Linked DNA regions of Homo sapiens: regions 2, 3 and 4 are each linked to region 1. Evidence: chromatin contacts called from ENCODE Hi-C or POLR2A ChIA-PET data. All regions are on one chromosome and are shown on one strand. Each heading gives the region's core, a stretch centred on a gene start or an enhancer-like site at or near the end of the contact. The rest is flanking DNA. Distances are from core to core; before and after follow the strand shown.

Region 1 (2,919 bases), core at 404-2,903:
CAGGCCTGACTGAGATTGCAGTGAGCCGGAACCGCGCCATTGCACGCCAGCCTGGGTGACAGAGGGAGCCTCTGTCTCAAAAAAAAAAAAATAATAATTTTTTTTTTTGCATTTTGTTGAGATATATTCAAATATGCTACAGAAATGATCCCTTCAGAAACTCAGTTTTTACAAAAATTAGTGGGCATAGTGGTGGGTCCCTGTAATCCCAGCTATTTGGGAGGCTGAGGAGGGAGAATCGCTTGAACCCAGGAGGCACAGGTTGCAGTGATCGGAGATTGCGCCACTGCACTCCAGTCTGGCGACTGGAGAGCAAGACTACATCTCCAAAAAAAAAAAAAAAAAAAAAAAAAGTCAGTTTGAAGTTGGTCTTAGTTTGTCCCTCTCAAGTTTGTAGAGAGAGCCCAGGCAGCTCCCTCAGCCCAGACAGAGAGGACGGAACCAAGTTCAGAGGCACCAGGAGCCTGGAGTCCTGAAGCTGTGCAAAGTTGGGCACAGCCCTGAGTCTGGGGGGTTGGGGAGGGCAGGGGCTGTGACTTACTTGCGGAGGGGGAGGGCCTCCTCTCAGGAGCCACAGCAGGGACTGCTGCACCGGGAGGTCCAGGTCAGCATGTCCTGGAAGCAGAACTGCTGGCGCCTAGGCGTGCCCTCTCGGTGCCCTCAGCTCGGCCTCCTGTCTGGAGGGAGCGCACAGGCTTCTCTTCCAAAAGTACTTTTTCTATCCTTTCCAGTGGGTTTTACCAAGGGTTCTGACGGGCGGGTAGGTACGAGGTTCTGTGCCACATGGGAGTGTTAACAAACGTAATTTTATTCCAAAAGATTCCAATTCTTTTCCACTTCCAATTGAATAACTTAGATAACAGCTCATATCCCCGCCAACTTTATTTTTATTTATTTATTTATTTTGAGACGGAATCTTGCTCTGTGGCCCAAGCTGGAGTGCAGTGGCACAATCTCGGCTCACTGCAGCCTCCACCTCCCAGATTCCAGCGATTCTTCTGCCTCAGCCTCCCAGGCATAGGCACGCACCACCACGCCCAGCTAATTTTTTTCTTTTGTATTTTTCAGTACAGATAGGGTTTCATCATGTTGGCCAGGCTGATCTCGAACTCCTGACCTCAGGTGATCCGCCCGCCTCTGCCTCTTAAAGTGCTAGGATTACAGGCGTGAGCCACCGCGCCCGGCCTCCGCCAACTTTAAAAACAGAAACTTTTATCTCATGACGAACGAACCCAGGTAGAGCGGCAAGGTTCTGTTTCGAAACTTGGGTTCTAAACACAAACCGAGCGTCGACAGACGTGGTTCTCCGACAGCACCCCGCGAGCGCGGACCCCCGCGGGTCCTGACCCCACGCCCGCCCTCCCTCGGCGCCGCCCGCTCACCTGCGCCCGCGTCCGGCTCCACCAGCACCCGCTGGCTCCCGAAGCGCCGCGCGCCGTCTCCGCCGCCGGCCGCCCGCTCCGTCCGCCCGAGGGCCGCGCCCGGGAGCCGGGCCCCTGCGAAGGCAGCGTGGGGGAGCCCGTTAGTTCCCGGTCCTGGCCCCGGCCCCGGCCCGATCCCTGCCCACCCCGGGTTTCGCACCCGCGCGGAGCAGAACGCGCGCCGGGACTCGCACAGAAGCCACCAGCGCCATCTTGACCGCAACGCGCGGGATAAAGGTCGCGGGCTGAGCTCGCCTCCTGGGGAGGGGGCGGAGCCCCCCCAACTAGGTCCCGCCCCGTTCCCAGAGGCTGGTCAACGCCTCCACCTACCGGCCGAAACAGCCGCTCGCCGCCCTCCGGCTTCACCCCGGGCAGCCGCGCGCTTCCGGGGCAGGCACCTGGATCTGGGCCAGGGCTGGCCTACAAGGAGGCGCAGGCCCACTGCTGAAGCAGCCACGACCAGCTCAGCGCCAGGGCAGGCTCTTCTACAGCGCGGGACACTGTAGGCAAGAGGCTGCCGGTGTTCGTGACCGCGAGCTCTCGGCCGGGCCCAGCTACTGCAGTATCGGCGCTGGAAAGGCGATCAAAGCACGGAACCCCTCCCGAGGGGGCCGTCAGGGAGGCCAGGGGCTGCCTGGGGTGAGCCCGGCCTCCTGCCCCTTTGGGAACAGGATCAGAGCTGCAGGTTTAGTCACCGAAATGGGGGTGGGGGCAGCAGAACCCAGCGGTAAGAACAGGCCACCCGCCTTGCTCAGCACAAGGGCAAGTGCACAAAGGCCGGACCGCAGTGGCACCTTTTTATTTGCAGAGAAATGCCGAAAGATAAGAATACAGTCTGTTCCCGCTGGGCCGTAAGCGGCAGCTCGGGAGTGGGCCTTTGTACTGTCTGGTGTGGGGTTTTGGTCAGACCACTGGGAGCACTGGGCAGTAAGGTCCCAGCTGTGTTGGGTGGTCTCAACTTTTGTTCTCATCTTAAGCATTTCCAATTCTTCCTTGTGTCCCAAACCAATTTTTGAGGTGGAAAAATGGCCACTTAACGGAGGAGGAAGCAAGCCTGGCATGGTGACACACACCTGTAACCCCAGTGACTCAGGACCAGCTGGGTAACATAGCAACAACTTGTTGCTACAAAAAATTCTTAAAAATTAGCTCCTGCTGCTGGGCGCGGTGGCTCATGCCTGTAATCCCAGCACTTTGGGGGCCAAGGTGGGCAAATCATGAGGTCAGGAGTTTGAGACCAGCCGGGCCAATATGATGAAACGCCGTCTCTACTAGAAATACAAAAAATTAGCTGGGCATGGTGGCAGGTGCCTGTAATTCCAGCTACTCAGGAGGCTGAGGCAGGAAAATCACTTGAACCCAGGAGGCAGAGGTTGTAGTGAGCCAATATTGCGCCACTGCACTCCAACCCAGGCAACAGAGACTGTCTCAAAAAAAAAATTAAAAAATTAAAAAAAAATTAGCCCCTGCTACTCTGGACACTGAAGAAGGAGTTGGA
Region 2 (2,700 bases), core at 138-2,637, 630 kb after region 1:
TGGGCACGGTGGCTCACTCTTGTAATCCCAGCACTTTAGGAAGCCGAGGCGGGTGGATCACCTGAGGTCAGAAGTTCAATACCAGCCTGGCCAACATGGTGAAACCCGTCTCTACTAAAAGTACAAAAATTAGCCGGGCGTGGTGGCGGGCGCCCGTAATCCCGGCTACTCAGTAGGCTGAGGCATGAGAATTGCTTGAACCCGGGAGGCAGAGGTTGCAGCGAGCCGAGATCACGCCACTGCACTCCAGCCTGAGCGACAGAGCGCAATTCTCGTTTCTAAAAAAAAAAAAAAAGCACAAAGGCCTTGAATGACACCAGACAATGCCCGGGGAGATAGGATAGTGGGATGGGGGCAGCGGGAGCCTTGGTAGCGGAGTCCACGGTGGGATTCAGAGACCTGCAGAGCCAGGGCCGGGAGGGGCAGGGCAGAGGAAGGGCGTGCAGCGACGCTGGCATTCGGACGTGAGAAGGCGGAAGGTGCGGGAGGCCCCAGAGGATCTCGACCTGGACCCTGGAGCCCTGGGGCGGTGGCACATTCAGCGGCCGCTTTAGAGCGAGGGGGGCGGGGCGCGGAGCCAGGCTTAGGGGGACCAAGGTGGCCGGGGTAGTGGGGGCGACCCCGCGGGGCTGGGAGAGCCGCGGTGAGCCTAGGGGGCTGTGCGGGGGCCGCTCTGGACGCTGCAGCCAAGTGTCCCAGGAAAGCAGCGCCCAGGGCCCCACAGCTCCCTGTGCCCGGACCCAGCCCAGTCCCACTGCAGTGGGTGGCTGGAGGATGGCGAGTGTCCCGGGCACCCCTTGGGCCGGGTGAACGTGGTTGGGCACGGAGAGGGCGGGGCCCGTGGGCACGGGTGGGCCCAATGGGCCAGGGCTGGACCAATAACGAGAAAGGATGAATGGACAGGGGCTGAACTACAGAGAGAGGGCGGGACTATTGGGCGAGGGCTGGACCAATGGGCAGGGGCTAAACTAATAGACGAGGGCTGGACCAATGGCGCGGATGAGGCTGCTGCGTCGTCAAGGATGCAGAGCTTAAAGCAAGGCAGTGGCTTCCATGAGCCTAAACACCTTCCCTCCGCACGCTCGGTATCGCGACGGGGGAGAGCAAAACCTTTAAACAAATGCTCCAGTTTTCCCCGCAGAGAGCCGGAGTCAAATCCGTGAGGAAGCCCGGGGGTCGCAGTGAAGCCCAACCCACTGGTGCTGGGATAACCTCGCCCGCAACCCGGATCCAGGCCGCAGGTCCCCCGAGGCTCCGCCCCTGACGGCGACACTCAATCCCGGGTGTCCCCGCCCCCTTACTGAATTTTGGCCCCGCCTCCGCCCTCCGATTGGCCGGACGCCAGCTCTACGCCGCACGGGCAAGACGCGGAGGAGCGGCCCCAGCCAGAAGACAGGGCACCCGCGGCCTTGCTGCGCATGCTCGCGCTGTGACCCCGGCTTGAGGTAACAGCGCGAGCTGAGGCTGGGGCCCTTGGCGCGGAGGCTGAGGGACCCGCCGCGGCGCTGTCGCCGGAGAGGGAGGGCACCGCTGTCGTCGGTGAGGACGGGCCCTGGCGGGCGGGGAGGGTCCTGCGTCCTCGGCATGGACGAGTCCCCGGCCCGGCTCTCTCGGGGGTCCCGAGGGCTGCGGGTGCTGAGGAGGGGTCCGCGTCCTGGTGCTCAGGCCGCCTCCTGTGGGGTCTCCCGCGATTCCCTCTTTGCCTCTCGCCCCTCCTTCCCCACCCCCTCCAGTCCCTTGTCCAAAGCCTCAACACCCCCACACGAAGGAGGTCCGCACTCGCCCGCCGGTCCCTGGCCGTGTCCGCCGCGCCCAGCGCTGCCTTCCCGGCACCCCCCAACCCCCGCCGGCCTCGTCCCACGGTTGCAGCTCGGGAGGTCCCTGCAGGGACGGCAGCGAGTTGGAGGCGTGAGATACTGGGGCGGGGGAGACACTCGGGGCCTCAGGGTGTGGGTATTCTTGAGAGAGGAGAGAGCCGGGGAGCTGGGACCATTTGGGCGCAGCCCAGCCCGCGTTTGATGCCAATTGCATTGGGTAAAGGAGTGAAATAAAGATTCTGAGCCCTGGTGATTAGGGGAAGGAGCTGCCATGGCTGAAATTGCCATGGTGGGGAAGCTCCGCGCTGCACACCTTAGAGTAGCAGTTCTTGGCCTTCTTGGGGCAGGGGTCACTGCCGGTTTTTTAAATCTCCCTGTGAGGACGTGTACTGCACACCTTAGTGTCCCGTCATCCTGTCGGGGTCAATAACAGCCCCGCTGTGGACTGCGTGGAGCAGTAATTATTGGGGAGCAGCTGTCCATATCGTCTGGGAACTTTTGCGATGACTTCACCCTTGCCTGTCATCTATTAACAGCCCCTGATAAATTCACCACTATTTCCGTTACGCAGATGAAACCTGCTGGGAGGGTAAGGGATTTGTCCTCGCGGCTGAGGATGCCGGTGCTGGTGGACATTAGTGATGTTTCTCCCCCGTGCGTATGAAGATGATTCTGTGGGTCCACCATGAGGCACCAGGCAGGGGTCCTGTCGTCCAGAACATCGTCAGTGAGGGATTGAACCTTGTATTAGTTTCCTGTTGCTGTCCTAACAAATAAGGTGGCTTAAAGCAACACAGGCCGGGCGCGGTGGTTCACGCCTGTAATCCTAGCACTTTGGGAGGCCGAGGCAGGCAGATCACAAGGTCAGGAGATAGAGACCATT
Region 3 (2,700 bases), core at 47-2,546, 720 kb after region 1:
GCCGGCGAGATGGACACCTGAGATGCTGTGCTGCGCCCTGCCTCGGCCTTGCGCCTGTGTAGGGGCAGCTCGGCCTCTGGTCGCCTTGGGGAGACCAAAAGTCGGACAGGAAACATCTGGTGCTATTATCTGGGACTTGGCCTGACCGTGGGGGTCCAGATGGTCCAGGCCCTCTCCATGGACCTGTATGTGGGGGTGGTCTCTGGTTTCGGAGGTCTTTGAACCCCTCTGGGGGTGGTCCTGGACTGCCGTCCTCAGTGAGAGGTCACAGGTCAGCAAAAACAGTCAAAAAACCCCCACAGATTTTGAATAAAGGATCTACTTTGGTACGGGCCTCGAAAGTTCTTCCGTGGTGGGAGGAGCATGTTAATGACCATACAAACGCCGAGGGTTGCGTGTGTCCATGCAAATGAAGGGCGTTGCACGCAGACTTTGGTGGAGCTGCCTGGAATGCAGAGAAGGACCTAGAACACAGACAGATGGGTGGGTGGGTGGAGTCCTGTAGAAGGCGGGGGGTGGAAGGGGAGGAGGATCGTGGGCAGCGTTATGCTGAATAAGGGGTGCCTTCCCGGTCCCTGCTCAGGGTGGACGGGGCGGAGGTCGACTTTGCTCCCCTGGCCTCCAATCTGTTTCCTGTCTATCCTCGGTAGGGCCCCGCAAGGGTGCTCCTTGTGGGCGATAACTGGGAGCAAGTTGGGCCGGGCCCACGCTCCGAGAAGCCTAGCGCGAAGGATAGGGCCTCTCCCGACGGCTGCGGGCGCGTGAGGCACGCCTTCAGAGGCCTGGGTACCGTGGAGCGCCTTGCTGCACTCGGGAGTCCAGCCTGCGGAAAGATCACTTTGGAGCGGGGGCGTACCGGATGTAGGCCGGACCCGTCCGGCAGCACCTTGGACAGAGCCCCGTCTGCAGGGTAGGGCTAGGTGGCAGGACTATGCCCCCGAGGGTGGGTGCCCAAAGGTACGGAGACCTGGGTGTCACGCGGAAAGCCCGGATGCACAGTTCTGAGGGACGCGAGGTGCCAGGGTCACTCTAGCGCAGCCCGCAGGACCCAGAACGTTGGGTCGCAAGCCCACAGCCACCCCATGCAAATGAGGCTGGGAGCGCGCACACTATGCTAGGAGGCGAGGCCTGGGCGGCCTCGGGGCGGAGCCTCCCCGCCGGCCACGCCCATTGGCTCTCGCTGCGCCGACGTCAGGAGCCCGGCGCGCGAAACGCTGGCCGGCCGGCGGGAACTAGGAGCCTGGGCGGAGCCTGGCGTCCCCTCCCGCGTCCGGCCGCGCCCGTCCTCCTGGCTGCAGAGAGACTACCGGCCACCGCCGCCGCCGCCGCCGCGAGCTGTCCCTGCGGCGCGTCTGCCTTGGCGGAGCCGACCGCAGTGCGCTCAGGCGTCCGGTGCGTCCCCAGCCTCCGCCCCGGCGCGGGGGCGACGGACTCGCGCGTGCGCAGCGCCGGAGGGGCGCGGGCTGGGACCCCCTAGCCAGCGCGTGCGCCGATCGAGCGCAGGGCGATGGGTGGGCGCCGGGCGCCGGGCGCCAGGCAGTGATGGGCCTTCCCGCGCTGCGGCCCCACTGAGGAGGAGGCTCGGGGACAGCAGGAGCACGGGCTGCCCGCGCGGTGCGGACCATGGCGTTCCTGGCCGGGCCGCGCCTGCTGGACTGGGCCAGCTCGCCGCCGCACCTGCAGTTCAATAAGTTCGTGCTGACCGGGTACCGGCCCGCCAGCAGCGGCTCGGGCTGCCTGCGCAGCCTCTTCTACCTGCACAACGAACTGGGCAACATCTACACGCACGGTGAGCCGCGTCCCGCAACGCGCTTCCCACACCCCCGGCCGCCCTACCTGCGTTGGGCCGGGGGCACTGAGGCCGAGGAGGGCCCCAGCGCCCAAGTCCAGGGCTGCCCCGGCCCTGGCACCGCCAGTAGCCGCGGTGACAAAGCTGCCATTGTCCCGGGCCGCGCTGCCAGCTTCCGTTTTCCCGGCGGGTGGGGGCCGGGTCAGGAGAGGGGAGCAGAGTAGGGTCTGAGCCTGCTTAATCCCTCTGAGCCCCAGGGGTAGGGAGCATGGTGTCCGGCCTCTGTAATCCCAGCGCCCTGGGAACCCCCTCCCGCCAGCACCCAGCCGGGAGATGGTGTTGACTGCGATGAGGAGGGCCCGGGAGGAGCCTCCCAGCGCCGCCGTCCTGACGCCCCCGCCCCAAGCCGCTCTGTCTTGGGGCTCCGCCTGGTGGCGGCTCCTTCTTCCCCCAACAGGCGTCCGGCCCCTCCTCCGCGCCCCGCGGAGCTCTGCTGACACAGCCCTGCCCGTCCTTGAGCTGCCCCAGGCGGGCAAGGGGCCCTGAGCGGCCTGGCCCAGCCTGGGTGCCTTTCCCGAGCTTTTGCCAGGCCACATTCTCACAAGGGTGGGCAGCCTTCGGAGCCCCGTTTGGCCCCTGGGAGGCCAGTACTAGAGGCCGGCAGGGAGGGGTGGAGACCTCCCAGAAAGGGCTAGGCTGGAATCAAACTCCCCAGGGAGAGGTCTGGGGAGATGGGACAAGCCCCTCGAAGCCCCCTTCCCTTCATTCTGGACTTGTCTTCCCCCACCTGGCCTCACCCCTTTATAGAAGATAAAAAGGCCCAGTGCCTCCATTTGTCTGGACACTTATGGAGAGGGGAGGACTTGGGTTGGGAAGAGCAAGCCAAGTGGCCCCGGGCTGGCATCACTGCT
Region 4 (2,710 bases), core at 55-2,554, 530 kb after region 1:
GAACTCCTGGGCTCAAGCAATTCTCCTGCCTCAGCCTTCAGAGTAGCTGGGACTACAGGACCATGCCACCACGGCTGGCTGGTAGTTGAGCCTTTTGATGCAAAGTTTCCTCATCTGTAAACTAGGAATTACCAGAATTCTCAATTCGTAGGGCCACCAGAGGGTTTCAATGAGCTAGGAAGAAACATAAAGCACTAAGTAGACATGTGGCACACGGGACATGCACAGGCACGGTCATTTAATATTTGCTAAGTCCCAGTAGTTATGAGTGAGGAAAGGCCTTTAGAGACCATGGGAGCTGAGGCTCTGAGCCTGGAGCTAAAAGTCAGTTTCCCAGTTTCCAGCTCTAGAATCTGAACAATGCACTTGGGCGACAACCTCACAATGTTGGGAGACGTAAATCAGAGGCTGATGCATCTGACTCCCCAATGCAGACCCCAAACCCCAAGCCATTCTGACTGAATAATCTCAGTTCGTTTGCAAGGGGAAAGGGGGGCTTCTAGGACATCAGCAGGAGGTCGGGAGGTAATAACAAACGGTTGCTTGGTGAAGAACGAGTGGGACCTGACTTTCTTTGCATTCACTGAGTTCCCCACCCTCCACCCGAAGGAGTGTCCGGGGGGACAGCGTGATTCCGATGGGCCTGCGAAGAAGGGTGGGGATTAAGGGGTCGTGGTTCGAACCCTGGCGCTGCCAATGACCTTTGGCTGGTTAAGCGACCAAGCCGAACCTCAATTTCGTCAACTGCACGGCGCGGGCGATACCGTTGCAGGGGTTGCATGCCACGGTGCCCTCGGCGCCCGGGGCCCGGCACGAGGTCTAAACATCGCCCCCGGACCGGAGATCCCCGCGGCGAGCGCAGCTCGCGCTTCACCCGCACAACGGATGTCCCAGTCCCGCGGCTCGGGCGCCCGCAGGCGTCGCCGGCCGCTACTGTTTACATCGCGGACAGCGTAGGCGTCAGCCCCGTGCCCGGCGCCGGGTACCCGCTCCCCTCGGCCCGCCCGCGGGACCCACCTTGTACAGCCGCTGCTCGTCAGGAGGCCGCTTGAGGATGCCCTCGACGATGCGCTTCAGTTCGAACACCGTGCTGGACTCCTTGGCGTCCGTGAAGATGGTGGTCTTGTGGCGCCGGATCATGAGGAACACGTCCTGGGGGCGGCGGGCCGGCGTGAGCACGAAGCCCGGGCCCCCCGCGCGGCCCAGCCGCCCCCCGCCGCCCCCGGCCCGGCCCGGCCGCCCCTCCCCCACGCCCGCTCACCATCGCGGCTGCTGCCTCTCCCCTCGACGCGCCGGCGCAGCCGCGCTCCGCCCCGTTCCCGGCAGCCCGCGCGTGGCCCAGCATGCCCCGCGCCGCGTCCCTTCCCCCGGCGCAGCCCCGCCCCGTGCCGCCCCGCAGCCGCCGCCATTTTAAGTGATCTGGAAGCGGGCGGTATCGAGGGGCGTGCGGCCGCCATCCCGACGGCGGGCATGGCCTTTGGAGGCGGTGGCGCCGTCTTGGGACTGGCAGAGGGGAGGTCCCCGTGTTGGTGCGGTCCGGCGGGCTCCAAGCTCGGGCACACCGAGCTCGGGGCCGTCTTGTCGCGGCGTAGTCGTGGCCGCCATCTTGGGCAGGCTCCGCATTTGGGGTCTTCTGGCCGCCGTGCTGGGGACAGTCACCCCCGCTCCCTGACCCGGGCTGGATGCGAGGACTGTCGCCGCTCAGAGGGGCTTATGACCTGTGAAGAGCCCTGGGGGCTGCTGTTGGGCTTAGGGATGGCCCGGGCGAACTCCTTGGGCTAGAAGAGGAGGCACGGGAGCGGTTGGCGACCGCTCTTCGCAGGAGGAGGGAAGGGGCAGCTCCTTGCCCCAGGAGCCCTGGGCGCCTGTCCGCCTTCCTGCTTGGCTGCATTTCGGCTCTGAAAAGGCCTAGAGACTTGATTCTCCTGGCTGGCCGCTCTTTCCACCAAGGCCCTGTTTCCTGAATGCTGGACACTATCCTGCATCGCCCCAAGTTACATTTACATGAGAGTGAGGGCCCCCCACTTGACCTCTCCCTTGCAGAGACACCCCAGGCTGGGTCGTGCTGGGCGGGTGTCGGAGGCGGCGTTGGAGAGATGAGCCAGAGGGTGGCCCTGGACGCCAAACCGCCCTGCAGTCCTCCGAGCTGCGCTTTGAGGGCTGTTGAGAGAGGGGTGGAAGGTGGAGGTGCGATTTTTGCCTCGGCATCTAGAGAGGCGAAGGAGCAGCCCTGGGCTCCGCTGCTGACTGTGGCCATGGGCCGTTAACCTCATCAAAGCCCAGTTTCCTCCTGTTGTAGATGGGAGAGGAACAGTTTTTGAACTGCGTAGAACCTCGGCAAGTCTTAGCGCTGCATTTGTGTTTTCTAAGCTGTAATTCTAGTTATTGCTACTTTTGACTTGTGGAATGTGGCTCCTCCCTGGGGAGTCCTCCAAAGTCCCTTCCCTCGTGTGACTTCCTTCACTGCGGTTCACTGCAGCCCCTACCCCCGCTCCCAGGGTCCTCAGCATCGCAGTCCCTGCAGAACCTGTCTCTTCTTCATGACGTGAGTCATGAGGCATTGGACAGGTAATTGCTGGGAAGAGCTCTTGGCCAGGCTAAAATTTCTTTCTCAGTCGCAGTGTCTGGCTGGGGGCGGTGGCTCACGCCTGTAATCCCAGCACTTTGGGAGGCTGAAGGGGGTGGATCACTTGAGCCCAGAAGTTCAAGA

The links. Hi-C counts contacts between places; a loop is a spot of excess contacts on that map. ChIA-PET counts read pairs that join two places held with the same protein, here RNA polymerase II (POLR2A). Pooled maps may share reads with other maps.
Region 2: a loop to region 1 is called in a pooled map, with 7 times the contacts of the local background. The contact joins the promoter of FLYWCH2 here to the promoter of ECI1 in region 1. A Hi-C loop is called at or near these places in 2 of 37 single-sample maps with no recorded cell type and 7 of 50 pooled maps. POLR2A ChIA-PET finds 5 or more read pairs at or near these places in 4 of 52 experiments (CD4-positive, alpha-beta T cell, H1, activated CD8-positive, alpha-beta memory T cell and 1 more).
Region 3: a loop to region 1 is called in a pooled map, with 4 times the contacts of the local background. The contact joins the promoter of PAQR4 here to the promoter of ECI1 in region 1. A Hi-C loop is called at or near these places in 5 of 50 pooled maps. POLR2A ChIA-PET finds 5 or more read pairs at or near these places in 2 of 52 experiments (GM10248 and Panc1).
Region 4: a loop to region 1 is called in a pooled map, with 8 times the contacts of the local background. The contact joins the promoter of ELOB here to the promoter of ECI1 in region 1. A Hi-C loop is called at or near these places in 1 of 168 maps with a recorded cell type or tissue (naive thymus-derived CD4-positive, alpha-beta T cell), 1 of 37 single-sample maps with no recorded cell type and 7 of 50 pooled maps.

What each region holds. Positions count from the first base shown.
Region 1 is chr16:2,249,934-2,252,852 of GRCh38, forward strand. ECI1 (enoyl-CoA delta isomerase 1) reads right to left here and starts at 1,654. Exons shown (of 7, transcript NM_001919.4): 1 at 1,582-1,654; 2 at 1,383-1,496. The coding sequence starts at 1,633. It overlaps LOC107984839 (a long non-coding RNA gene), which reads left to right and starts at 1,737. Exons shown (of 2, transcript XR_001752052.2): 1 at 1,737-2,060. RefSeq lists enhancers at 986-1,115, 2,046-2,105 and a silencer at 1,326-1,795.
Region 2 is chr16:2,881,828-2,884,527 of GRCh38, forward strand. It overlaps FLYWCH2 (FLYWCH family member 2), which reads left to right and starts at 1,388. Exons shown (of 4, transcript NM_138439.3): 1 at 1,388-1,539. RefSeq lists an enhancer at 305-805 and silencers at 534-1,003, 1,504-1,673, 1,764-1,823.
Region 3 is chr16:2,968,052-2,970,751 of GRCh38, forward strand. PAQR4 (progestin and adipoQ receptor family member 4) reads left to right here and starts at 1,297. Exons shown (of 3, transcript NM_152341.5): 1 at 1,297-1,789. The coding sequence starts at 1,624. KREMEN2 (kringle containing transmembrane protein 2) reads left to right here. Exons shown (of 9, transcript NM_172229.3): 9 at 1-329. RefSeq lists enhancers at 279-1,268, 722-801 and silencers at 1,062-1,481, 1,512-1,681, 1,692-1,741, 1,772-1,891, 2,162-2,301.
Region 4 is chr16:2,775,976-2,778,685 of GRCh38, forward strand. It overlaps ELOB (elongin B), which reads right to left and starts at 1,305. Exons shown (of 4, transcript NM_007108.4): 1 at 1,262-1,305; 2 at 1,018-1,152. The coding sequence starts at 1,264. RefSeq lists a silencer at 1,296-1,425 and enhancers at 1,496-1,635, 2,283-2,710.